Linked DNA regions of Mus musculus: regions 1, 2, 4 and 5 are each linked to region 3. The links are chromatin loops, found by intact Hi-C in ENCODE. Cell type or tissue: left cerebral cortex. All regions are shown on one strand. Region 1 holds the start of Bbs1 (Bardet-Biedl syndrome 1 (human)). Region 2 holds the start of Mrpl11 (mitochondrial ribosomal protein L11). Region 3 overlaps Gm960 (predicted gene 960). Region 4 overlaps Sptbn2 (spectrin beta, non-erythrocytic 2). Region 5 holds the start of Gm42061 (a long non-coding RNA gene).

Region 1 (5,000 bases), 280 kb after region 3:
TCAAACTCATGGATCGCCCTGTTTCTATTGCCCAAGTGCTGTGATTAGAGGCAGGCACTACCACTCCTGGCCCTCAAATTATTTTTTAGAAAATCATATGTCAGCAGGGCAGTGGTGAGGCATGCCTTTAATCCCAGCACTTGGGAAGCAGAGGTAGGCAGATTTCTGAGTTTGAGGCCAGCCTGGTCTACAGAGTGAGTTCCAGGATAGCCAGGGCTACACAGAGAAACCCTGTCTTGAAAAACAAACAAACAAAGACAAAAAAAAGAGAGAGAGAGAGAGAAAATCGTATGTCTTGGTACTATAAATCCACAACATCTTGCTGTTTAACCTCTGCAGATCATGTTATAAAATTAATGTTCACTTTCCAAATTACTAAGAAATTCTGGGGTTAGAGAGATGGCTCAGCAGTGAAGATCACTGGCTGTCCTTCCAGAGGATCCTGGTTCAAACTCCAGCACCTACACGGCAGCTCTCAACTGTCTGTAAATCCTGTTGCAAGGGATCTGAAACCTTACACAAGCACACACACAAGCAAAGCACCAACGCACACAAAATAAAAATACATCGTTAAAAGAAAGAAGTTGCAACGAAGTGTGCCTTTTTAGTACTGATGAGTTCCAGAGTATGTTGAGCCTCTTTGCAAATCTCACTTCTGAGTGTCACACACACACACACACACACACACCACTCAACTTTCTGATTGCCTACCTTGTACTCCCCATCGCCATGCAAATCTGCCAGTGCTAGAAAACACAAAAGGGTCGAAAAGGAGTCTCAGAATCTCAAAGATTTCTCCATGAAACCGTTCCCTGTTCCTCCCATCCTCCTAGAATCTGGGTGTCCCTAGATATGTCTAGAGACTCACACAGGCAGGAGGAGAAGGTGTGGATGTTGGCCATGGGGTCGTAGTGTGCGTCCAGCCATTTAGAATTGGCTTCGTTGCTGAGAGGGAAAAAAGATAGTTGGAAAGTGAGCCCCATGACGAAATAAATAAATAAATAAATAAATAAATAAATAAATAAAATCTCTAAGCGAGATGACGCCTGAAACAGAGCACGAACATCGAAAGGATAATACCAAGTCTAGATCTGAGCTCAATTGGCGCCCGGAGTGACCAGCCAATCACATACAGATACTTCTTGGCCATCAGCTTTCTTCTGATTTCTAAAGGGCCCTCCCAGAACTTCCACCGCTGCTCGAAAGCAAGAGCCCAGAACCCGCTACCAAGCACCATCTATTCATCTGAGGGAAAGGAAGCGGTGAGGATCCGGGACTTAACCTCTCAGCTCGCCCGCTGTCAGAATCCGATGAAGACGCCGCAGCCATTTTCCCAGGCGTCGCCTTGGCAACCAGCTCAGCCATCGCGCAACACCCAATAGAATCCGGGCATCCGAAAGCACAGGAACAAAGGTTCCGGGGTAAAATTGTCCCGGCTGGGACCAAATAAGCACTGGTTTCCTTGTCCTATGCAATGTTGACTTATGGTTTCTGCATTAAAGACAGGGGCCTGGGCTTTGAGGCCTGGGGAGGAGCGCTTTTTAGGGATTAAGACTAGACTGAGAAACAAATTAATGGGTGAGGATCTCATGTTAGTGTGTTACGGTTCTTTGGCTCCGGAAACATTTGAAAGTACAAGAGTGCTTGCTGCTCTTGCAGAGGACCCTGGACTGCTCAGCACCCACATGGCAGCTCACAATTCTGTAACCGTAGTTCCAGGGCATCTGATGGGGTCTTCTGGTCTCTGCTACCACCACCACACCCATGAAGAAAATGCACACGAACACACAAATCTTAAGAAATATGTCACAAAGAAGAGCTCCGGAACACGTTGTGAGTTTGTGCATTCCTTTGGAAATGATATTCAAAATCTTATTGTGGATTGGAAGCCTAAAGTGATGTAGTGTGCCCTCCCCTGGCTTTGAACTGGAAGAGAAAGAAACATACACTGCAGAGATGGTGGTCGTCATATTTATTTTTCTGGCTATAAAAGTAATACACGAAGAGCGCTGGATTTGGTGAGAATGCTTTGAGCCCTGGCTCTGTCACATGCCACCTGCCGGGTCTAGAACAGTCACTTCTCAGAATTGCCACCTTCCCATGTGGAAAACCGGACTAGGCACCCTGTTGAGCTCCGGCCATAGATGGCAGTGCAGATCCAGAAACTGAGGACATACGGTAAACTGCAAAGTGCTGACAAATGGAAGGGGTTCGCATCACCACCCTCAGCTGAGGTAGCACCAAAGTCCAAGCTCCTGCCCCTCCCTCCCCTGACTCCTAATCACACACAACTCAGAGCTACTGACAGCCCTGGTTTGACAAAGAGGGGAGAGACCACACAGATCTTCTCAAGCCTGGCCAGGTGGGGCCTCCTGGGCCTGGTTCCTCCAGAATCGGGCATCTGCTGCAGCCAGCTGGATAAGAACCTCCTCCAACTCGGGCCCATCCTCGGGAAACCGCTCACAGAAGGAGCGGATGAGACCAGCGGCTGAGGCCTCATACTCCACAAGTTGTACTTCTGAGCCTGGGGGATGGAGAGAAAACAGCAGCACAGAAAGATGTAGTTAGGGGCGGCGAGTTCTGAGCGAGCTCCGGCACAAACTGTCAATGTTCAGGATAGTTATCTAATTACCTACATCAGAATAACCCTGCCAGGAAGGCAGAATTACATGGGGGGAGACTTAGACTTAAATGAATTGCCACTTGACCTCATCCTTCCCTCAAGTCAAGATTTAAATCATGTCTGGCATGGTAGCACACACCATAATCCCAGCACTCAAGGAACTGGGGGAAAAGGATTATTAATTTTAAGGCTAGCCTAGGAAATCCTGGTCTCAACAAAGCCAACATAACCCCAACAATCACTAATAAAAATGACTGATAAAAGCACTCTGTCAGGGCTGGAGTGATAGCTCAGGGGGTTAGAGTACGAGTGGCTCTTGTTGAGGACTCTGGCTGCTCTTAGCCTGGCCTCCCGCACCCACACTGTGGCTCACAATCATCTGTAATTCCAGCCCCAGGGGATCCAATGCCCTCTTGTGGCTTCCAAGGGCACTGCATGCACATGGTACATACATACATGCAGGTAAAACACACATCAAATAAATAAATCCGAAATCAAATTTCAAGTGCTATGTTAGATCAAACAAGATAGTCAAGTTAGATCAAACTGCTTCATATGTCTAGATCGTGGGCAAGTTTCCCAGTTGCTCTCAGCCTCAGTGCCTTGTGGGTAAAGTGGGGCATGAGCACAGAACCTCTCCTCTTGTGCGACGGGGACTGCGTGGGACAGAGCGTCAGTGGGGTGCTCAGTAGCCGCTCTGCACATCTGTGCATCTGACCTGTTAAATGAGCCTGTCTCGAGGCCCCTGGATCACCCCTCAGCTGCTCAACCTTTGCACTCTGTGAAGCCTGTGGCACTGAGGGGTACACAGTGGCTAACATGGCCTAAATTAAGTCCTGGCTCTGTGAAGACCACTTGTGTGTATTTTAGTTCCCAGATGAAACTGATGAGGGGTATTGTAACCAGTCTTCACCAGGCCTGGGGACTTCATTCTTGAAAAGTTCCTTTCTTTTCTTTTCTCTTCTTTTCTTTCCCTTTTTCCTTTCCTTTCCTTTTCTTTTTCCCCCCAGTACTGGGGATAGAACCTGCACCTTATTTGGCAGTGCAAAGCAGGCTACCAGTGAGCCACAGCCCGGCCTATTGTGAGAACACTTCACCCAGTACCCTAGGGCCTGCAAGCCCTCTGCCACCACCATTACCACCACTACCAACTACCAAAGCGCTGGGGGTGGAACCCAGGGCCTCTTAAATATTGGGCAAATGTTCTACCATGGACCACACCCCAGCTCGCCAGTACCTTTGAAAACTCCAACCTGTTCCTCAGGTCTGGTCCCTTCCACCACTTCCCCCCAAGACCTCCTGGACACTCTGAAGCTACAGGTGTGATTTTTATCCAAGTGTTCAGAGCACGGTTTGTCCTTTAAACATGTGTGATTGATATCTCTGTTGAGTTTTTATCCCTAATGGGCTCTGAATTAGACAATGACCTCAGCTCCGTGCACTGCCCCATCCCTCAGTGGCCTCCCTGAACTCCATGTTGCCAAAGCACCAAGAAAGTGAAGCTGAGAGATAAGAGACTGAAGGGATTATTTCGTGTTGAGGGGCTGGAGACAGAATGTCTCAGGAAGGTGCCATTTAACGGGGACCTGACCAACCAGAAGAATCAGACAGACACAGATTTGAGGGACACTGTGCCAAGCAGAGGGTACAGCGTGTACAAAGGCTATCGAGTAGAGTGGCCTTGGTGCATTGGAGAGCTAGGGCACACAAGGTACTGGCACCATGCAGGCAGGGTCAGGGATTCTGAAAATGGAAGTGTTACTTGAGAAGGGGGAACGATCCAGGACATCTCCATCTTGAACGTTGCTGATTCAAATTCTCTTAGGTCCTAGGAGGCCTGAGGTCTGTCTGAAAGAACGTGGCAGAGGGAGCCCTCCCCGAACCGATTACATCATCTGCTCTCTGGAGAGACCTCAGGTAGGTCCAGCAGATGGTGTAACATCCGTTACCTTCAAGGCGAGTGTTGGGTTGAACAATAAGCTTCCGGGACTCCTTGCGCAGCAGTACCGTATCCCTTAGGGTAAGGAAGCACTCTGGAGGTGCGTCAGTGACTGCTGCATAGCCCTCGTACAGGGCCCGCCCCGCGACCACGTCCCCCGTGGACTTCAGCACCTGCAGGAAGGAGGAATCAAGTGCCTACGATGGGAACTCACCTTGCACCCACAGGACTCTGTCAGCAGCCGTGGCCAGTGGTACCTAGCCCTGGGGAGGACGTGCTACAGTTTGTCCTTTATAAAATTTCAGAGCTACCAATCTAATGGCTAAGCTGGGTATGGTGGCACCTATAATCCCAGCACTTGGAAGGCAGAGGCAGGAGGATCAGCAGTTCAGGGCCATCCTTGGCAACACAGGGAGTACAGCCTGAGCTACAACATCC
Region 2 (5,000 bases), 330 kb after region 3:
AGATCTCCAGCACCCATGTTAAAACCTGGGACCAATGTAAAAATCACTGGACACAGCAGTTTACGTCTGTAACCCCAGTACTGGGTGTCCAGCAGGGACAGAGAGATCCTTCAATTGTCCTGCCACATGAGTTAAATTGATGAGTTCCAAGTTCATGAAAGATCCTGTCTCTAAGATAAGATGGAGCATGATCAAGGAAGATATCCAGTGTCAGCTTGTAGCCCCCACACTAACAAGCACGTGAGCACCTGCACAATTACATGCACACTGGTAAATAAACTCATTTCCCACACACCACAGGGAGTGGAGGAAGAGGGAAAAATTGACTGGTAGAATTTTTCAGTGGTACAAGTGCTCATAAGTCCCCCACACTCCTGCAAGTAACTCCAAGAAACTCATTAATTCTCAAGCTAGACTTGCCATAATTTTTTTTAATGTGGTGATTCCCTCTCCATATGAGGAAAATAGACATTTCTTTTATGCCTCATTAGAAAAGTCACTGGTATCATACCAGTTGCCAGCCTGGTCTACAAAGTCAGTTTCTAGGAAAGCCAGGGCTACACAGAGAAACCCTGTGTCAAAAGAAGAAGAGGAGGAGAGTAGGAGAAGGGGGGGGAAGAAGAGGATGAGGAGAGGAGAGGATGTGGAAGAAGAGAAGAAGGAAGAGGATGGTGATGAAGAAGATGAGGAGGAGGAGAAGGGAGAGGAAGATGAGGAGGAAGAAAGAGGAGAGGAGGAGGGGGGAAGAAGAAGGAGGAGAAGGGGAAGGGGAAGGAAAAGAAGAAGAAGAAAGTCATTCAATATGGGGTCTACCTTCTTTCTTTCACAGAGATCCTCTGATGGGATGGATTCTCTATTTTGGTATAGCACCACAGAGAGCCCCAGCATGTCAGTTGTCCTTGCCCCAGCTTACAGAGTTATGCAGGGAGGATGCAAGGGACGTTTCAGGAGCTTGAAGCTGCTGAGACCCCTTTCTACCAAGCAGTTAGCTCCTGTGGCAGGGGTGTCTCTTAGGGCGACATACTGCTCCCACCACCACCACAGCACTGGCTCAGGGATTTCACTGGGCACAGAAGATGGAGATAAAAATGAGGCCTTTAGATCCTTACACAAAGGACCTGACTTTCTTTGCCAGCAGGTTGTAGGGAAGTTCAAGTCTACAAACATTTTCAAAAACAGTGGTGGGATGGGGTTAGGAGATGGTTCAGTGATTAAAGTGTTTCCTGAAAAAGAGTCAGGGCCAGAGGCTGGGTCTTAAGAAACCCAGGTAAATGCCATCTGGGCATGGTGACATCCCTGTAGTTCCAGGCCAGCATAAGAACTCCAGAGCAAGCTGGTTAACAAGATGAACCACTGGCAAGCTCTTAGTTTGAGTAAGAGACCCCACCTCAGAAGGGCAATGGAAGAGGATCTTAACATCAGCCTCGGCCCTTCTCGTGTGTGTACACATGTGCAAATCCACACACACATTCACCCACACACACGCAAAAACGTACATTGCACACACAAGGAAATGGTAGAGGAAAGAAAAAAATGGAGGTTTGTGAGAGGCGGTTTAGAGGAAGATGATAGAATTTGAAGTGGTATGCTACATAATAGGCTGCCTGGTTGTCTGGAGAGGAATTATTTTTTAAAAAGGAAAAGAAAAGGAAAAAAAAAAGAAAAAAGAAACTGGAGAATTCCCCTCGAATCTGAAGGATCGCAAACAGTGAGTTAGTGGATAGTTCCTTCGAAGTAGTCTCAGTCTGGAGACTGGATCAGAGAACTTTATATCCTGAACTGTTGGAGAAAATAATGGAGCATTCAACCTACAGTTATTGGAGCTTTGCAGCCACGTGTGGTCAGGAAGAGTCTGTGAGTCAAAGAGTCCTACCAAGGCCATTGCTACTACCCTAAAGTGCCTAGATACACAAGATTGCTCTAGGGAGGGATAATAAAGGCTTCAAACACCACCTGGCTCAAATACCATTCCCTAAAACGCAAGTAATAATCAGGAATCCTGGACAGAATAGAGCGGGATGCGGAGTTCTGAGACACAAAAAGTCATCTTCCAATGAAAAAATGAAAGACGGGGAAGCAATAAAGTATGCCTAATAAGCTAGTGGAAAATCAGGTTTGACTGGGATGAGAATTCACAAACTTAGCATTTCAAAAGCGCGGGGAAGAGCTTTTCCCTTTGTATAAATAGCGGTAAATGCCTTCTTGGTTCAACGTGTGTTACTGAGCTGTCACAACAATTCTGAAAGGTACCTATAATATTCGCGGTGTCAAAGATTTTCATAGGTAACAGAAACAGTAGCCTAATCCTAGCTCTAACTCTTTGTCTAGCTATGAATCAGGTTCATAGCCAGCAAGAGCAGCAGTCTGCCATTTCATTTCCCGTCTATAATCATATTGCCTTCCATGAAAAACCACATGAGGAAACAAAAGACTCAAGGGATTTTGCATAACTTGCTCCATATCAAACGCTAAGATATCACTGTGTCCAGCAGATGGCAACCCAGAACACGGCCAACAGCAGGCGCAGGATAAGGCGCTGAACTACATACCCACAATGCTGTGCGGAGACTCAAAGTCCCGAACTCCTGTTTGGCTGTCTAAGGTGATGCCTGTGCGCACCGCTGAGGGATTGTGTGTACTGAAACCATATAGGTTCTCGTCCTGCCTTCAGAGCGCAAAGTTCAATTAATTCTTAAATTCCGTAATTGGTCTTTAGTTGGAGAGCTGTATGCCTGAAACAAGACTGCTCTTTTTTGGTCTCATTTACCCTAGCCGAACACGAGGGCCCTTCACCTCTGACCCAAAATGGCCGCGCCCAGAGCGTAGTTCTTTGCTTCTCCGAGGCGAGCTAAGATTAAAATCCTACATCATGTCCAAGCTAAGCCGGGCCACTCGGACCCTCAAGAAGCCCGAGGCCGGCGGCGTGATCCGGTCCATCGTGCGAGCAGGCCAAGCTATTCCTGGGCCTCCACTAGGTCCCATCTTGGGTCAGGTGCGGTGTGCGGAACCCGGCCTGGGAGACGTGGGAGAGTGCGCTGGAGCCGGGGAAGTCTCCTTTATAAACGTTGTCTCCACTATTCACACCTTCAGGCCTTATGTCCTTGTATTACTTACGGAGCCTCTTTTGACCTCAGCACCTCTGACCCCCAAGTTGGCTAGTTGCTGATTAAGTGGTACCTTGTGGACGAATTGCCTGGCACCCAAAGCTATAGAACCAGAGTAGAAGAAATATAACAACACACACCCATACCCCCGCCCCCCCCCCCCACACACACAAAGATGAAAGGACAGGGGCTCCTGGTTGGTAGAAAGCCTTCAGCTCCCATACTTAACTTTGTGTATGCGTTCCTTATAGCGAGGTGTCTCTATCAACCAGTTCTGCAAAGAGTTCAACGAGAAGACAAAGGACATCAAAGAAGGCATTCCCCTGCCTACAAAAATTTTTATAAAGGTAGAGAGACCCATTCTCCCATATATTTCCTTGGCCCTTGAAACTAGTCACTCTGGTTGCTTCTCTGACTCTTAACTTGGTTGCTACCTTCCACTTATCATTTAAACAGAAGCCTAGACCATAATTTCTCTGAACTGGCTTGATCCTGCCATATTGTGGTTCTTACCTCTCATCTCACTGGGGCTTCCAGAGGAGATTTGGGCTAGGAATAAAAATGGCAGGGATGTGTGCTGTAGATTTGTTTTTCTGTCTTTTGTGGTGTGCAAGTTGGTGGGAGAAGGAAAGGGACATTAGAAATGTCTTGGACTGGATAGAAAACCAAGAAATTCTCATGTATCTTTGTCTGTTAAGCCCGACAGGACATTTGAGCTCAAGATTGGGCAGCCCACTGTTTCTTACTTTTTGAAGGCAGCTGCTGGGATCGAGAAGGGGGCCCGGCATACAGGTAAGGACTAGAGTGGGCACCTGAGAGTCTGATGTATCCAGAGAAATGTAGTGGCACTTGAAGAATTCTTTGCTCCTTCTTCCCAGGGAAAGAGGTGGCAGGCCTGGTGAGTTTGAAGCACGTATATGAGATTGCCTGTGTCAAAGCTAAGGATGATGCTTTTGCCATGCAAGATGTGCCCCTGTCTTCTGTGGTCCGTTCCATCATTGGCTCTGCCCGTTCCCTGGGCATTCGAGTGGTGAAGGAGTGAGTATCTTGAGAGGAATCCAAGTAAGTTCTTCATTTGGGAGGAAAGCTGAGAAGGCCCATTACAGTGAGGTGGTTGGGCTTTATTTGTTCTTCTTAATTTATAGCCTATGTTAGTTATGCATATTAAGCTTCATTGTGACATTTTCATACATGTCTAGCAGATTCTAGCAGAAGGATATGGGTTGAAGCCTCATCTTGTTTGGAATATATTTCATAAGCACCTGTTCTGTCCTGGACATGGATCTGGGCACTGGCTAGAACCAGGAATGGCCAGTAGTGCCTGGCCACTCTGGAGAAATGTGTAGTCCTAAAGGCCGACCCATACATAGAGGCCTAGACTAGCAGGTGTCAATGTTATAAAATCAATGGATGTCATGCAAGCAGAGAGGAGATTTCCTGCTTTTACCTGATGTGTCATTGAGGACTCTGAGGGAGGTGACATGGAAACTGCCCAGGAAAAGGAGGGTAAGAGAGCGTAAGATTACAAGGAGAGGGAAGGAGCTGAAGCTAAGTTCACTCTGGTCGAGGAGTCTTGTCTAGAGGCATATGGGATGTGGCCTGAGGGAGGGACGAGTCAGAAGGTTCCCTTGTCAAGTAGGAGAGCATTTGCCCCAGAGCGCAGCAGAGACAGGAGCAGGGACAGTCATCACTGGCCGCTTGCTGCTGGTGTCATTCCCTACAGCAAGACTGGCGTCAGTTGTTCCTCACGGGGGTGAGGTTAGAGCACAGTTTTCCTGGATGGTTTAAATCCTTAAAGTATGTAGATTTGTGGCTCAAAGGAAGGCCTAAGAAATCCCAATGGTATAATAGAGGCCACAGGTTAGGTAGGACTTTAAGACAGAGTCAAGGCAGAGG
Region 3 (5,000 bases):
TAGCTCAGGCCCGCACCCGCCCTGCTCTCGCTGCGGTACCTCCAGGCCGCCCGCAGGGCTAGCTGCCTCTGCCGCCTGGGCCCTGCCGTGGGCCGCTTGGGTCTGCGATCCTCTAGCAGTGAGGGAGACCTCGGTGAGCTCGCGGTCGCGCGTGGCGGATTTTGGCGGGCTCCGGTCTCTTGCTGAGCCCAGAACTCGCGATTCTTCCCTGCCATGGTTGGGGCTGCCCCTCTTGGGCCTCTTGTTTTCTGCTTGCCCGATGGATTCTAGGAGAGAACAAGCCCATTTCATCTTACTCCCGAAGATTTGTGCCAATGCTACAGAGATTGTTGGGGCAGGGGTATCGTTCTAAATTAACTCTCCCGCTCCACCTTTCCGGATGAAAACATTTCAGTACCTGACCTCCCATGATAGGCGACATCTAACTTTCCGCCCAAACTAGGTGATATGCATTTCAAGTTCCTCTCTGAACCTAAGCTTTGCTTCGGGCAATAAGCAACTCAATCTCTCTCTGGTATTGTTCTAGGCAGTTACTACAGAGGCAGCTTTTTGTTGTTGATGTTCAGACAGACTCTCTTGAAACCCAGGCTAGCCTTAAAGTGATCATCTTGCTTCTAACACCCAAGTGCTGGAATTAGACACTCGTGAACATGCTTTAGCTCAGCGGTTCTCAACCTGCGGGTCGCACATCAGATACTTACACTGTGGTGCATAACAGTGGCAAAATGACAGTTAATTAGTAACACTGAAGATAACTGTATGGTTGGGGATCACCACAGCACGAGGCACTGTATTAAAAGGTGGCAGCGTCAGGAAGGTTGGGAACCACCATCACTAATCCGTAGTAGATCCAGTTTTGGAAGAACAAACACAGAGGAGGATCAAACTCGGTATTGACAAGCAAACCAACTCTGACACTGAGCTACATCCCCAGCCTCGCAGGTGCAGATTTACAGAGTCTTGCCTTGGCTGATTCCTCCTGAGTCAATGAATGCACGTTTCTCTGGAAAGGCTAATGTGCACATACTAAGTACAACGCACAAGTCCTATTGAGTAGCTTTAAAGTAGGAATGCATGCGGTTGCTACTCCAAGTCCCTCAATCACTGTGGAAGGCGGCCAAATCCCAGGTGGCAGCAGCATGGCTAAAGTGGAATGGGATCGTTGGATAGCTGGACCACTCCACACCATGAATTTTATTTCTCTGGTTTCAGTCCAGGGCTTACCCCCAAAGCTAGAAACTTACCTTCAGGGAATTCCTGGGCAATATTCTTGTGCTGGTCTTTGGTGTTCTGGGCTGAAATGTTTTTCTCTGGAGTCAGGTGCTTTAACAATTAGAAAGACCAAGTGAATTCTGCAGAAGTCTGAATGAACCTTAGTGAGACGTGTGGTTTGGTTTATATGGATGTTTTCACCCTCATCCTCCTAACTCAACAGTCTCTACTTGGCCTCCAGCTTTCAAAGCATCCCCCTTCTGTGGACCCTTGTACAACTCACACTGTAGCCATTCCCAGCATATCCCTGAACCTCAGGCTCTGAAGATGGCACTATTCATCATTTTTATGTGTTTATGCCCATCTTTCTACTCCAGGTTTACCATGTGTATTTGTAACTATGTGAATTATGTGTCTACAGGAGAGGTGGTCAGGTCCCCTGTAATTGGAGTTACACTTTGACAAGCTGCCTGATGTGAATACTGGGAACCAAACCAAACCAATAGCAGCATGGTCCCTCTTCCACACAGCCATTTCTCCAGTCCCTTTTTATTTAGTCTTGGCTGTCTGGAACTCAGTATATGGTGGAGAACAAGCTGGGCTTGAACTTGCAGAGATCCTCCTACCTTTGCCTCACAAGTGCTAGAATTAAAGGCATACACCACAATCCCTGGCCCTGTCTTTTTTTAAATTAAATTCTTTGAGACAGGGTCTCTTATATCCCAGAGCTGACCTTTAATGTCTGACCATCTGTCCCTCTATATACATGTACACTTAGTTAAAAATACATCTTTTAAAAAGTTGAAAAAAATGAGTGTTTGCATGAAAGCTGCAGGAGCACACTTCATAAAATGGCATAGTAGCACATATGTAATCCCAGCACTCAGGAGAGGGAGGCAGAAAGAGCAGGAGTTCAAGATAACCCTCAGCTACATAGGAAGATAAAAGCCATTCTCAGATACACAGTGAGACCCTCCTCCCCGCCCCCACTCCTGTAATGTCTACACCAAGGGGAGGGGAGAAGTAAGCCAATAGAAGGTGGGCGGGGCTTTGGGAGAGGAGCTGGGTTATGTGCGTTCAGCAGTCACAGTCTTGTTTTCAGTGTGATGGAGACCTCTGGGGATTGGGGGAGGAGCACACGGCACAGTGACTATCCTTAAAGCATCAAGTTGACACTTTCAAAGGGAAGTCTTAGGTAAGAATTACACCACAGTACTATGCATTCTATGATACACTGCTTCTTGTTTCCCCCTTTAAGACAGTTTTGCTAGATAGTTCTGTCTGTCCTGGAACTTACTATGTAGGCCAGGTTGTCACTCTGTCTCCTAAATGCTGGGATTAAATGTGAGAGCTACCTGGCATTCTCATTACAGATTTTTATGTTATAGGAGCTCTGCAGTTACAGTTATCATCATTTCTGGGGGATCCCACAGTCTCTCCTCAGATGCACTCACATGAGATTCACTGCATATTAATACAAATTCCAACTTCTAAGTAATTACATTCTGAGGAACACACAGGGGCAAAGATCACCCTCAAAATCCAGCAGAGTTTCGGTTCACTCTGGCCTGGGAAATCTTGCATAGCACACGTCTTTGTCCTTTTCCTTTTAGAAACTGGTCTTACAGAGGGGTGACCCACTTGAGATGGCTAACACTGTGAGCCTTGTATGCCTATCAGTATCTGGGCCCCAAGAGAGACAGCCCAGTCCTTTAGAGAACTGCCATTTCTCCTTAAACTATAGATGGGTTAATTCTATATCTGGTGAGTTGGCTAGTTACCATGGAAACAAAGTAAAAGGGGGGGAAAAAAAACTTGACCTATTGCCTTGATCATGTAGTTTGTAGCTGAAGCCACTGGGGGCCGCTATTGTGCCACCAATGAGTTAACACAAAGTGGCCTCTAATGAGGGAAGGACTAATGACAATGGATCTGTGCACACTCATTCCCTGGGCTTGCCACTCAGCCCTACAGAGGCACAATGTGATCAGGCTTTGAAACCCTGCCAGTTATTAGCCATGTAACCAGCAAGGTTTAGGTTTCACAGTTACCTTATTTATAAGGTGGAAGATAATGACCTAATTCAGAACATCTTTGTTGAGACGGAAATGGAAATACAGATTAGGTATTCTGTAAATACTCCTTTCTTTCAGCATCATTGAGTTAAGTGGGCCACAGATGGCCCTGAGGCTATGAGCCACCACTAGAGCCAAAAGGTAAAGAGCTCAGATCAGTTCTTTCCGACTTCACTGGGATGTCAGAGAGGTCCAAGCAGAAGATCTCAAGAAGCAGAAACAGCCCAGAACCTGAGGGGATCTCCTGGGTTCTAACGATGGCTCAGGCTGTGTTCTCAAGGTGTTCCTGGTTGAAGTGAATGAGGCTGCACCCTTTCCAGTTTGCCCACATCCTAACACCAAGAGCCTGTGAATGTGAGATTATTTGGAAAAAGGGTCTTTGTAGATATAATTAAGGATTCAGAGATAGGACCATACTGCATGCAGGACTCAGGCTGGGCCCCCCTAAATCAGAAACAGTTGGGTAGGAAAAGACTAGGTGAAGATGGGGGTAGAAACTGGAGTTATGTAAGCCACAAACTAGGAAACCAGAGAGACAGGATGGATTCTCTCCCAGTGCATCTAAAGGAAACACAGGCCTGCTCATGCCTCGATTTTGAACTTCTGGCCTCCAGCGCTATGACAGAATAAATGATGTTTTTAAGTCACTAAGTCTCTGGTAATGGCTTACAACATCTCTAGAGAACGAATACCGTGTTTAGAAGCTTCGCTTGCTTGAGGTGTGGCCATCAGCTCTCCAACTAGGTGAAAGCCAACGAGATTTAGTGAGGCCTGCACACAGGTTATGACAGAAGTTGTGAAGGGAGCGTTGACAGGCTCTGCTTTGTGGGCTGCCCTGCCTGAGCACCAGCACCCCTCCAACAGGTAAAAGGAGGTACAAAAGGGAGAACAAATGCCCACGCTGTCCTGAAGGTCCTGCTCTTTCTGAGAGTGGTGAGAGACAATGCGAGGGGCTGGAGAGAGCGCCTGCAGCTCTTGGAAAGGGCAGGAGTTTGGTTTCCAGGGTCTCACAACACCTATAACTCCGACTCCAAGAGATCACATGTGCGGATCAATAGTTCATTCCCTTTACGGTTGAACAGTGCTCAACTATATAGATCATCAACCTGTTGGGAGTTCTAACAAATACACAAACAGGCGGTGGTGGTGCATGCCTTTAATCCTAGCACTCGGGAGGCAGATGCAGGCGGATTTCTGAGTTCGAGGCCAGCCTGGTCTACAGAGTGAGTTCCAGAACAGCCAGGGCTATACAGAGAAACCCTGTCTCAAAACAAAACAAAACAAATACACAACAAAGAGACTATGACCATGGATGCACTTGTTTCAGTGTGACACAGTGGGTAGCTAGGCCAGATAAGCATATGTGTAACCCCCCAAACCTGTCAAGTTGTCTCCCAAAGGACTTCTTATCTACCCCCCCCCCTTTTTTTTTTTCAAGACAGGGTTTCTCTGTGTAGCCCTGGCTGTACTGGAACTCACTCTGTAGACCAGGCTGGCCACGAACTCAGAAATCTGCCTGCCTCTGCCTCCTGAGTGCTGGGATTAAAGGCGTGCGCCACCACCGCCAGGCTTCACCCCCTTTTCGAGATAGGGTTTCATCATGTTGCCTGGGTTTGGCACGGGCTAAACAGTCTTCCTACCTCAGCTGTCAGAGCTGGGGCTACAGGCACATGCCACCATGCCCATTGGCCTTTTTATTCCCCGAACATGTGA
Region 4 (5,000 bases), 120 kb after region 3:
TTTGCCTAGCATTTATAAGGTTCTTTGTTCAATGCCCAGGATTGCAAAAAATAAGTGAAAAGATCCAGAGTAGAATACAGTGGGTGCCAAAAGGTGGAGTTCCCAAAGCCTGGGCACTAAGCAGAGATGAAGGGATGCACTGGGGCCATCCGTGGAAGGAAAAGAGAATGTGAGCAAGCAGAAGGAGTAGGTTCCAGGGAAAGAGTGATGATAAGCAGAAAACCAGAAGTGTGAGGAGGACTGGGAGCAAGGAGGACATCAGCCTGCCTGGAGCACAGAAGGCTCCTGTATGACAGAGTATGGCAAGGCAAAGGTAGGACGAGTGTCCTGGGCAAGATCAGAAAAAGCATGAATCACTATGCTGGGAGCGTGCTAAAGGCTTTGAAGCAGCACCAGACAAACCAGCCTTTGATCCTCTTCATCCAACAGTCAAATAAAATAAAGGCCTGAACAAAGCATTTGAGTTCATGGCCTCAGAAGCAGACTCCGGAACCAGAATTTTGGAGCAGCCCAACTTCAGGAGAGGTGATCCCCAAAACGCCATGGAGGGGAGCGAGAAGATGAGACAGAAGAGAGAGTAGTCCAGACAGGATTCGTTAGAGTAAAGCATGTCCTTGGCTTGTGTGAGGCCCAGGTTCGATCCCTAGTCCCACGGAGTGGGAGAGGAGATGCGAGTTCCCTCATGCCAGAGTTTGCAGCAGGCTGCTGGAGCGCAGAGCTACTGGGGCACTCTGAGAGACGTCAGAACCTGACGCAGTGCTACCCCACCCAGAGCACAGAGTGGCTGCGTATCCATCCGTCACCCCTGTCTGCCACTGGTTGGGAGTGAGTGCTTCTGACTCACCACTCATGCTTCCTGTACTCCCATAGAAACATGTCTTCAAGCTGAGAGGCTGAAGCTGGGAAGACCATGTGAGATGTGCTTTAGTGCAAGGGAGGAGACATGAGTTAAGAAACATAAAATGACAGCACATAATTAAAGTCTGTGTGCAACATAATAGTAGAAGATTCCAAATGGCTTTAAAGGTTTTTTTATTTAGACAGGATCTTGCTGTGTAGACCAGGCTGACGTTAAACTTATAGCTTCCCGTTTCAGTTTCCCAAGTGCGAAATTTCAGGCATGAGCCACCAGGCCCAGCTTGCAGTGGCTTCCTAAGTAAGGGAGGGTCGAGTTAGATTGATCTTGAAAAGGGAGTGGAGCGTGGTCAACAGTAAAGAGCAGTGTGGAAGGCTTTCAAAACCTCTGGGGAGAGACTATTAATGAGCCTGCCTCACACAGGACGTTAGAATTACCTGGAACATTTCAGCTCTCTATTGCTCAGATCCCTGGCCTGTGATCAGCCTGCAACATTCAGTGGAGTCTGATTTTGACACTTACACATCTTTTGTCTTGTCACCTAGGAAGGGCGGGAGCTGACTCTTGAAAAGCCAGAACTCAAAGTCGTAGTGTCAGAGAAGCTGGAGGACCTGCACCGGCGCTGGGATGAACTGGAGACCACTACCCAAGCCAAGGCCCGCAGTCTTTTTGATGCCAACCGGGCAGAGCTATTTGCTCAAAGCTGTTCTGCCCTGGAGAGCTGGCTGGAGAGCCTGCAGGCCCAGCTGCACTCAGATGACTATGGCAAAGACCTCACCAGTGTCAACATTCTGCTGAAGAAGCAACAGGTATGCAAGGGGCCTTTGGGGAGATGAACAGTCAGACAACCTGTGGAAGAGGGTGCCTAGCTTTTGAAATTCAGGAGGCCTGGTAAATGTCTCATAGCATTTCTGACAGTGATCATAATTAAAGACTCCGTCACAGTCTATTAGGGCTGTGTATCAGTTAGGGAAGTCAGGAGACAGGCCACACTAATAACATGGACAAGGAAACGTTAGCTTAACAAAAGTACTCATTAGTAAAAGGTGTTATTACTAAAGGTGTTATCTCAATCTGTTTCTGTTGCTACAATACAATTCCAGAGACTGGGTGATTTATTTTTTTAAAAAGTTTATTTTGGCTTGCAGTTTTGGAGGAACAAGGGTGTAGTACCAGTATCTGCTCGGTTTCTGATGTGTTGTAAGATGACAGAAGAACAAAATGGAAATTAGCTCATGTGAAAGAGACAAAACCCAAGAGGCAGCGTCACTTTACAACCTGTTCTTGTAACTAATCCAGTCTCGTGGGAACTATATAAATCCCTTTAATGGTCCACTCATCTTGTAAAGGCCCTCTACTGCTTGTCAACACTTTACTTTGAGGTCCAGATTTCAGCATAAGTTTTGGAGGAAACAAATTACAACTTAAGCCAGATCAAGTCTAAAAAGAATTTTACAGTTGGTGTCAGAAAACCTTTTCTCTGTAAAGAGACAATAGGACCACCAACAGCTCTGTGTGTAAAAATGTTTATCACCAAACCTGACTATTTGAGTTTAGTCTCTAGAACCTGCATGGTAGGAGAGAAATCCATATACACCCACAAATTAATAAAATACATATTTAAAAAATTCAGCAGAGCTAAACAATACTTTACATTTTGTAGGTTATATGATCTTTGTCACAGCAATTCAACTTTGTCTTTATTATAAATAAATGAATGAATGCCCAATACTACGAGGAATGCGTCAATATACTTAATTTAGTAAATAGATTGTATTTGTTGATTCCCTGACCCTAAGAATCCTGGAATAGCAGGATTCCTTTCCCTGGAGGGGAAAGAGGCACTAGATCCCTGTACTCTGAAAAAAAAAAAGCCCAAGCAAAAAGCTAAGCATGCCTGCTCCAGTGTTTTGTGCTTTTTCCTCTAGCGCCCTCTTCTGACAAGGCTGCCAATTGTACCAGCTTGGGAAAAATGCTTATGGGGGGCGGGGGCGGGGGGGTCTAGGTGAGCATCTCAAAGAAGGCTAAAGTGGATTTGTGACTGAGAGACAATGAGTTCATAATATGCACAGTTGTCACATAGTCCTGGCATTTTTATAAAGAAAAAAAATTGTGTGTGAACTACCCAGACCGTAAGAGGCTGTTTTTCCCGTGGGGAGGCCCCAGGAATCAGAAATCATGGCTGGTTTGATACAGGCTTATGTCTTAGGAGTTGAAGTAGAAATGTGCACTGATCTCTCTTATCTCCTCACGTTTGCAGATGCTGGAACGAGAGATGGCTGTGAGAGAGAAGGAGGTAGAGGCGATACAGGCCCAGGCCCAGGCCCTGGCCCAGGAAGACCAGAGTGCAGGGGAGGTAGAAAGGACCTCAAGGGCTGTGGAGGAGAAGTTCAGGGCCTTGTGTCAACCCATGAAAGAACGCTGCCGGCGCCTGCACGCCTCCCGGGAGCAGCACCAGTTCCACCGGGATGTGGAGGATGAGATAGTGAGTCACGGGCATGGAACGGCAAGCTGCTCCCAGCCGTGTGGCTCTCGGGCCCACTTCCTGGGCACTGGGATGTTCATGGATGTCCTGCAAGGCTCCCTGGCCTCGAATGAGATAGCTCCCTTTACACACACAGTTGTAGCTGTAGACAGCTCCTCTCTGCGGCTCTATTAACCTTTTTTTTTCTCTCCAGTTGTGGGTGACTGAGCGGCTTCCCATGGCCAGCTCTCTGGAACATGGCAAGGACTTGCCCAGTGTCCAGCTTCTCATGAAGAAAAACCAGGTGAGGCCAAGGGCAAGGGTGAAAACAAAGTTCCCAAGAGCATCTTCTCACTCAGACCTTTGTTTTTTCCCTTGTTTTGTGGTGATGGGAGGTAGAGGGTGAGTGCTGTTGATTGGAGATAAGGCCTTACTATGTATCTTTGGCTGGCTTTGAACTCAAAGAGATCCACTTTTATCTGCTGGGATTAATGGTGCATGTATGCTGCCATGTCCGGCTCCTTTGTTTTTCCCTATGATAGGGTGTCTGTGGCATTATCTTGTTGCTTGTAGCCCTAGACTTGATTTTTCTTCCCCACACTCGGGAGAGTGGCCTCTGTTGATAGGAAAGAATGAGGATTGAAGGGGTATCACATTGTCCCCCACCCACCCAACCGTCCCCACCCACCCAACCGTCCCCCTCCGGAGTCTTGACAAAGAGTCTTTGAGAGGATTCAGAAAAGAGAAGAATGTAGGGAGGGCTGGAGGGCTCAAGGTGGAGCAGGTAGGTCCAAGGGGACACAGGCTTGCAGTTCCTTTTGCAAGCCTTTCAGTGTGTCTTCTGTTGCTCTGGACAGACCCTGCAGAAGGAGATCCAGGGCCATGAGCCCCGGATTGCAGACCTCAAAGAGAGGCAGCGCACTCTGGGAACAGCAGCAGCAGGTCCAGAGCTGGCTGAGCTCCAAGAAATGTGGAAACGCCTGAGCCATGAGCTGGAGCTTCGGGGCAAGCGGCTGGAGGAAGCTCTTCGAGCCCAGCAATTCTATCGTGATGCTGCAGAGGCCGAGGCTTGGATGGGTGAGCAGGAGTTACACATGATGGGCCAGGAAAAGGCCAAGGTGAGAGTCAGAGCAATGGCTGGTTTGTGCGGCCAGTTCTTCTACCCCCAAGCCCCTGCTGCCTGATATTCAATTTCCCCTCTCCCAGGATGAGCTGAGCGCCCAGGCAGAAGTGAAGAAGCATCAGGTATTGGAACAAGCCCTTGCTGACTATGCCCAGACCATCAAACAACTAGCAGCCAGCAGTCAAGATATGATTGACCATGAACATCCAGAGAGGTGAGTGTGTGAGTATCATGAGCCTTGACCCTGGAGGAGAGGAGGGCTGGCTCTGGGAAAGTAGGGGTTGTGACATCTTCTGAACTATGGCCATACAGAATAGAAAGTTGGGAGAAGCAGGGACTTGGCAAGCAGTTAGCAGACAGAGCAGTTAGGTGACACAGAGCAAGCCATTCTCTCTACCTCTGCAGCACAAGACTAACAATACGCCAAGCCCAGGTGGACAAGCTGTACGCCAGCCTGAAGGAGCTGGCAGGAGAGCGGCGCGAGCGCCTGCAGGAGCACCTCCGGCTGTGCCAGCTCCGCAGAGAGCTGGATGACCTGGAACAGTGGATACAGGAGC
Region 5 (5,000 bases), 92 kb after region 3:
ACACACACACAGAGCAAAACTTTCATATCCATAAAACAAAATTGAAAAGACATTTTTTAAAGTCAGAAAGAACCTTGCTTCAAAACCCAGTATGTAGCTTCGAGCCAAATAACCCTGAGCCAGTGGGTTAACAGCAGCAGCAGCGTGGCTACTTCATCTATGAATCAGGGAAGGCCCTCCGCTCATGAGTGACAGGACACACGGCACAACTGACACTTGTTAAGAACTTAGGAAGCATTTTCTGTAGCAACAAAAGAGCCCTAGAGGTAAGAGCCATGCCTTGCCCCCTATGAGCACCTAGACATTTGGTCCGTGCCTGTCTCAGTTCGGCCATCTTTATGCTTCTGTGGTAATTTACCTCAGCTCTAGAGCAGAATCTGGGCCTTTAATCTCCAGGTACTTACAAAGAAGACTCAGAAGAAGAGTAGAGCGGGAGTCTGAAACCATCATCTTAAAGCTGCTGTGTGCGTGACCCTGAATCCTTTGTGTCTTCCTTTAGCATACCTGCTCTGTCCTATGGAGCTCTGGCCTGTGGCCCTTGAAGCCCTTGCAGGCTCCAATGCTTCCTTCCTTCAAGTGCATGTGTCTCTCCTCATCATTCCTGTCTAGCCACTCCCTCAGGGTGGCTTCCCACTGGGGGCTGATTTTTTTTTCACCAACAAAAGAAAGCTACCCAGTCATAACCTCTGGCTCCAGCAAAGCCACGGAGAGCTGGGGCAAGCAGATAGAAGAACATGATAACCCAGCATGGTGGTGCACACCTTCAGTCCCAGCACGTGGGAGGCAGAGGCAGGGGAATCCCTTACGTTTAAGGTCAGCTTGGTCTACAAGGCAAGTTCCAGGACAGGCATGGCTACAGAGATAAGCCATGTCTTGAAAAATCCAAACAAAAAGCAGAAGAAAGGCCTGGTGAGCAGCGGCTCAGCCTCACACACACCCCCCCCCCCCCCCCGCGCGCTGCTCATCAGCCACGTCTTTTTGCAGGAACAGGAAGCCACCCACCACCATGAGCAGCACTCTGTCACCCACTGACTTTGACAGCTTGGAGATCCAGGGCCAGTACAGTGACATCAACAACCGCTGGGACCTGCCTGACTCAGACTGGGACAATGACAGCAGTTCGGCCCGCCTCTTTGAGAGGTCCAGGATCAAGGCCCTGGCAGGTACGGGAGGGGCAGGGAGGCGAAGGGATTGGTAGAGGTGGGTTTCTGAGCTTGCGATGGAGAATCCTCTGTCTTTATGGGAAGACTTGCCTCGGTCTCTAAGCTGCTGCTCTGAAGAAACAGGTACCGACCCCTGGTCACCAGATCCAACCTCAAGGACAAACCCCATGCAGTGTACAACACCCCCTAGTTTTCTTCTCCCCTAGCCTGGCGATGCCACACACATTAACCCCTGGAAGGAGCCAGCTGGGTAGATGAGCATCTACCTGCATCGGGTCTCTGCCCCTGCAGTGCTTTGCCTTTATATCTCTAGTTGTCACTTCTGTCCCCATCCACTTCTCCCTCCCCTCCCCTCCCAACGTTTCCCACAGCTGTTCCACTCCTGGCTCATTATCTTCCTGGCACTCTCCCCGCCCTCCTACCTGCTGCCTGTGACTCCAGTTATTTTATTTACCTGTTCCCTGAAGCAGTTCTCTCAGCAGCAGCCCTCCCATTCTCTCAGGGCTTGTGCTCCACCCACCCCCTCGGCCCCTGCCCTCCCCTATGGCCAGGGCTCTCCCCTTGGCTGAGCTGGGACAAACAAACCAGTCTGACTGGCCTCCTGCCTGGGGGGGGGGGGGGGCTGTGGTCATAGCAACAGGAGTGCAGCTGCCACCTGACACCACCACCAGCCTGTGGCTGTTTTGGGATTGACTCACCTACACACCCTAAGGCCACCCACCCAGGCTGCCTTCCACAATCATCCCACGGACCTGCCCGTGGCCCAGCCAGTTCCACTATGGGAGCTTATTCCTCATTACTTCCACACAGGGAGTGATTTCCCAGTGGGGCAGCTCCCAGCAGAAGAGTTTTGGAGGCCCAGAGAATTTTTTACAAATACCAGTTCTCAAGAAGGACATGTAGTCCAGAAACTCAGGACTCTTAAAAGCTTTCCGGACAATGGTTCCAGCTCGTGGGGTTCATGGGTCACTTTCTCCTGGCATCTTCCTAGCTGGGACTGGAGGCCGGCTGATGAAATACTCATATTAGTACTTCAGTAGCTCAGGGAAGACAGAAAATGTGGGGCGTGGAAAATGTCACCCCTGTTGGAGAAGTGTGCCTGGCAGCCTGGGTTTAGATTCGGGAATCCTCTATCCGCTCGCTCTCATTGATGTTATGGTGCACATGCTACCCAAAACGTTCATGGTATCTGCAGTGACACATAACTCCCAGAACTGTCACTGTATCAGGACGGGTCACATGCCAACCAGTGTGATCATGAGCTCTATGTGCACATGCTACATGCCACCCAGTAAATTTGCCAAGTCTAGTTCATATGACAGGTGCTACCCGAAGCTCTCACGACGTCTGAGCACGCCACATACCACTCAGTACTGCTACCATGCCCGAGCATTTGACACATACTTCCCAATATTGTCAAACTCTGCACATAAGACCTGTACCAATCAGAACTGTTACAGTGCACGCGCACGCGCACACGCAGTGTCTCATTGAGTGTTTATTCCCCTGGAGAGGCATCTGTGAATGGCCATGGCTTTGTACAGTGCCACTCACTCAGTAGGTGCCAAATAAACCCTAAATAATTAAAACGAGGAGGAACAAGCGTGGGTTAAGAGTGACAGAAGCAGAGGCCTAGGAAGAGATAGGAAGGGCCCTGATAACGTGCCCAGTATTAGGGTGTCCGGGGCTGGGATATTGACTGAGGAGCTGGTGGGCTGCGGGAAAGGGCTGGTACTGGAGGGCAGTCACAGTACTTACTCCCCAGAGGAGGCCATAGGGGTCAACACCTGGCTTCTCTTCCTGAATCTCCTTGCTTCCGCGTTTCTCTGCTCTCAGGGCTGAGATCAAAGCTCAGCTATCCCGGAACAAGCCCACCTAGAGATGCCCAAAGAAGCTGGCCCACCTGCAGACCTTCTGAAAGCAGGAGTTTGCTTTGGGGCCCTCTCTGGCAGTTTTCCCCTAGTCTTGGGCAACTAGTAGCCTGACGAACAGGTCTCTGGGTGCTGGCAACTCCCTCCTCCGCCCCTGCAGGGCCTGGCCATGCCCCAACTGGCTCCGCCTCCTAGGCAGCCTGCCCCTCCCCCGCCACTGTCCGACCTGTTTGTCTGGAGCTGCCTCTGTCTCCTCTCTCTACAACCAGGTGTGCCCCACTCACTGTCTCAGAAGCTGAGGCATCCCATAACTTTTTCCCCACTCCTTGAAACTCCCAGCATCCTTGAAACCACTCCACCCAGCCAGGTACGGAGGAAGCCTTTTTCTGGACGCCCCCAGCACAGGCTCAGGGGATACACACTCGGCCCCGGCAGGGGAGCATGGACTCTGGGCCACAGGCTGAGTAGGAGGCAGAAGCAGGCACCATGAATACAAACGGAGTGGGCAGGGTCCATGGGAACGGCCTGAACGGGGCTGCTGAGTTTTACTATGAGGCTGTGGAAGGGTCTCAGAACCCTGGGGGCGTCCTGCTCTCACCAGCTGCCTTCATCAATCCTGCTCAGTATGCCAGTGTGCTGGAAGGACGCTTCAAACAGCTTCAAGGTGAGTTTCCCTGGACAGAGGGCGTCCTGGTGTGCCCAAAGGGGCCCAACCTGGGGCAGGAAGAGCTTGCAGACCCAGAACCCATGCCTACCGCTTTCTGTGACTCAAATGTTTCTGTTGAGGGACAACGTGGTGAAGCCCAGAGGGAATCACTAACCGTATTCTGCCAGAGAATGCTGGCATGTGGACAACTGGAATCCCACTGGATCAGACTGGGGGTGGGAGTAGGGCTGCCATAAGGGGTGTGACCTTGAGGTGCCCTGCTGGGTGCAAAGGTGGTGTGGATGGAGGGTTAATGTCTTCAGCCAGAGAGGCCACAGCACTCTCCCCTGGCAGCTCACCCTCATGGTTTGGCCATGCTGGCCTTGTTAAGGAATGGGAGAAGGGCAGTGGCCTCAAGGCCTAGGACCTAGAGCTTTTGTTTTCCCGGGCTTCTGAATGGGTGTGAAGGGAGGCTGAGTGAAGAATGGCAGCGTGTGTTGGAGGAGAGGGTTTGTACTCACAGGTCCCATAGATGCCTCAACAGCAGTGTTCATCGTGGCCCAAATAAGTTTATTTCATGCTATGTGTGTTTAGGGATGATGTGGGTGTCTTGTGGTGCTACACTTTAGTGCCTGGATTTACCAGGTCTTTCTAGGTACAGTTTCCATTTTTAGTCTACCTGTATGCCTCACACCAGTGGGCCGGGCATCAGGGAGGTCTCCCTGGGTTCAGTAATGGCTAGATGACTTAAGCTGTCTTCAATTCATAGGGCCTGGAGATCCTAAAAGAGGGAGAGTCACCATGGGTGATTAGGACCCCAGGTTTGGCATAGGCACAGGACTTGGAGATGAGAAAGTCAGGAATGGACTTGGGTGTGTGGTTGCTCTATCAGGGAGGTGCACAGGAATGTGAGATTAAGGGATGAGTCTAAATTTCTGAGGTGCTGGGGCTGAGTTGGGGACAAATGGAACTCTACACTTCCCACTTGGGCTGAGTCCTTTCTTGGGGCTCTCAAAGGGCAACTGGCAGGAATCCTGGCTTCCAGAGTAGTTTACAGTACAAAGCTTACATCTTCCCTCCACATTTACAAAGTCTGTGATCATCAGTTTCCTGTGCAACCTGACAGCCCTTGCCAGGGCTCCCCTGGGGGTGAGGCCTCCCCACCATGCCTGTCTTTCTTGAAGGTTGGCACTCAGCTCTGCCTGAACTGCTCCCTTGAACCTGCAAGTTATTATTTCTTTTTGTTCTCCCCCTCCCCTTTTCTTTTCCCCCCGAGACAGGGTTTCTCTGTAGCCCTGGTTGTAGACCAGGCTGGCCTCA

The links. Peaks named below come from ENCODE experiments on the same cell type or tissue, not always from the same donor. Only the 100,000 strongest peaks of a DNase experiment are listed, where the experiment ranks them.
Region 1: a loop joins it to region 3, with 6 times the contacts of the local background. A loop is called at or near these places in 6 of 42 quality-filtered maps.
Region 2: it touches region 3 in a loop (2.7-fold over the local background); 15 of 42 quality-filtered maps call a loop at or near these places.
Region 4: it touches region 3 in a loop (8-fold over the local background); 23 of 42 quality-filtered maps call a loop at or near these places.
Region 5: it touches region 3 in a loop (2.9-fold over the local background); 2 of 42 quality-filtered maps call a loop at or near these places.

Annotation. Positions count from the first base shown.
Region 1 is chr19:4,905,274-4,910,273 of GRCm38, forward strand. It overlaps Bbs1 (Bardet-Biedl syndrome 1 (human)), which reads right to left and starts at 1,354. Exons shown (of 17, transcript NM_001033128.3): 1 at 1,283-1,354; 2 at 869-945; 3 at 712-746. The coding sequence starts at 1,329. It overlaps Dpp3 (dipeptidylpeptidase 3), which reads right to left. Exons shown (of 18, transcript NM_133803.2): 17 at 4,573-4,735; 18 at 1,956-2,524. The coding sequence ends at 2,349. In left cerebral cortex, a CTCF peak has its summit at 3,045 (motif pointing left); DNase peaks (open chromatin) are centred at 920 and 1,319; H3K4me3 peaks cover 973 bases; H3K27ac peaks cover 584 bases.
Region 2 is chr19:4,959,524-4,964,523 of GRCm38, forward strand. Mrpl11 (mitochondrial ribosomal protein L11) reads left to right here and starts at 2,783. Exons shown (of 5, transcript NM_025553.4): 1 at 2,783-2,992; 2 at 3,356-3,451; 3 at 3,803-3,896; 4 at 3,983-4,142. The coding sequence starts at 2,870. In left cerebral cortex, a CTCF peak has its summit at 2,499 (motif pointing right); a DNase peak (open chromatin) is centred at 2,559; H3K4me3 peaks cover 1,149 bases; H3K27ac peaks cover 986 bases.
Region 3 is chr19:4,625,925-4,630,924 of GRCm38, forward strand. Gm960 (predicted gene 960) reads right to left here. Exons shown (of 15, transcript NM_001033447.3): 14 at 1,245-1,323; 15 at 1-266. Among named protein-coding and RNA genes, the nearest start is that of Rce1, 2.8 kb to the left of the region's middle. In left cerebral cortex, a CTCF peak has its summit at 3,079; a DNase peak (open chromatin) is centred at 3,083; H3K4me3 peaks cover 570 bases; H3K27ac peaks cover 422 bases.
Region 4 is chr19:4,740,932-4,745,931 of GRCm38, forward strand. Sptbn2 (spectrin beta, non-erythrocytic 2) reads left to right here. Exons shown (of 37, transcript NM_021287.2): 20 at 1,402-1,665; 21 at 3,117-3,341; 22 at 3,535-3,624; 23 at 4,178-4,438; 24 at 4,527-4,657; 25 at 4,849-5,000. Gm21992 (predicted gene 21992) reads right to left here. Exons shown (of 3, transcript NR_157185.1): 3 at 1,982-3,936. Among named protein-coding and RNA genes, the nearest start is that of Rbm4b, 13 kb to the right of the region's middle. In left cerebral cortex, CTCF peaks have their summits at 2,789 (motif pointing left) and 2,993; DNase peaks (open chromatin) are centred at 780, 2,784, 3,284 and 4,283; H3K27ac peaks cover 971 bases.
Region 5 is chr19:4,717,835-4,722,834 of GRCm38, forward strand. Sptbn2 (spectrin beta, non-erythrocytic 2) reads left to right here. Exons shown (of 37, transcript NM_021287.2): 2 at 985-1,163. The coding sequence starts at 1,007. It overlaps Gm42061 (a long non-coding RNA gene), which reads right to left and starts at 3,010. Exons shown (of 3, transcript XR_003952887.1): 1 at 2,922-3,010. In left cerebral cortex, no CTCF peak of the experiment used is centred here; DNase peaks (open chromatin) are centred at 1,041, 1,966 and 3,208; H3K4me3 peaks cover 315 bases; H3K27ac peaks cover 1,456 bases.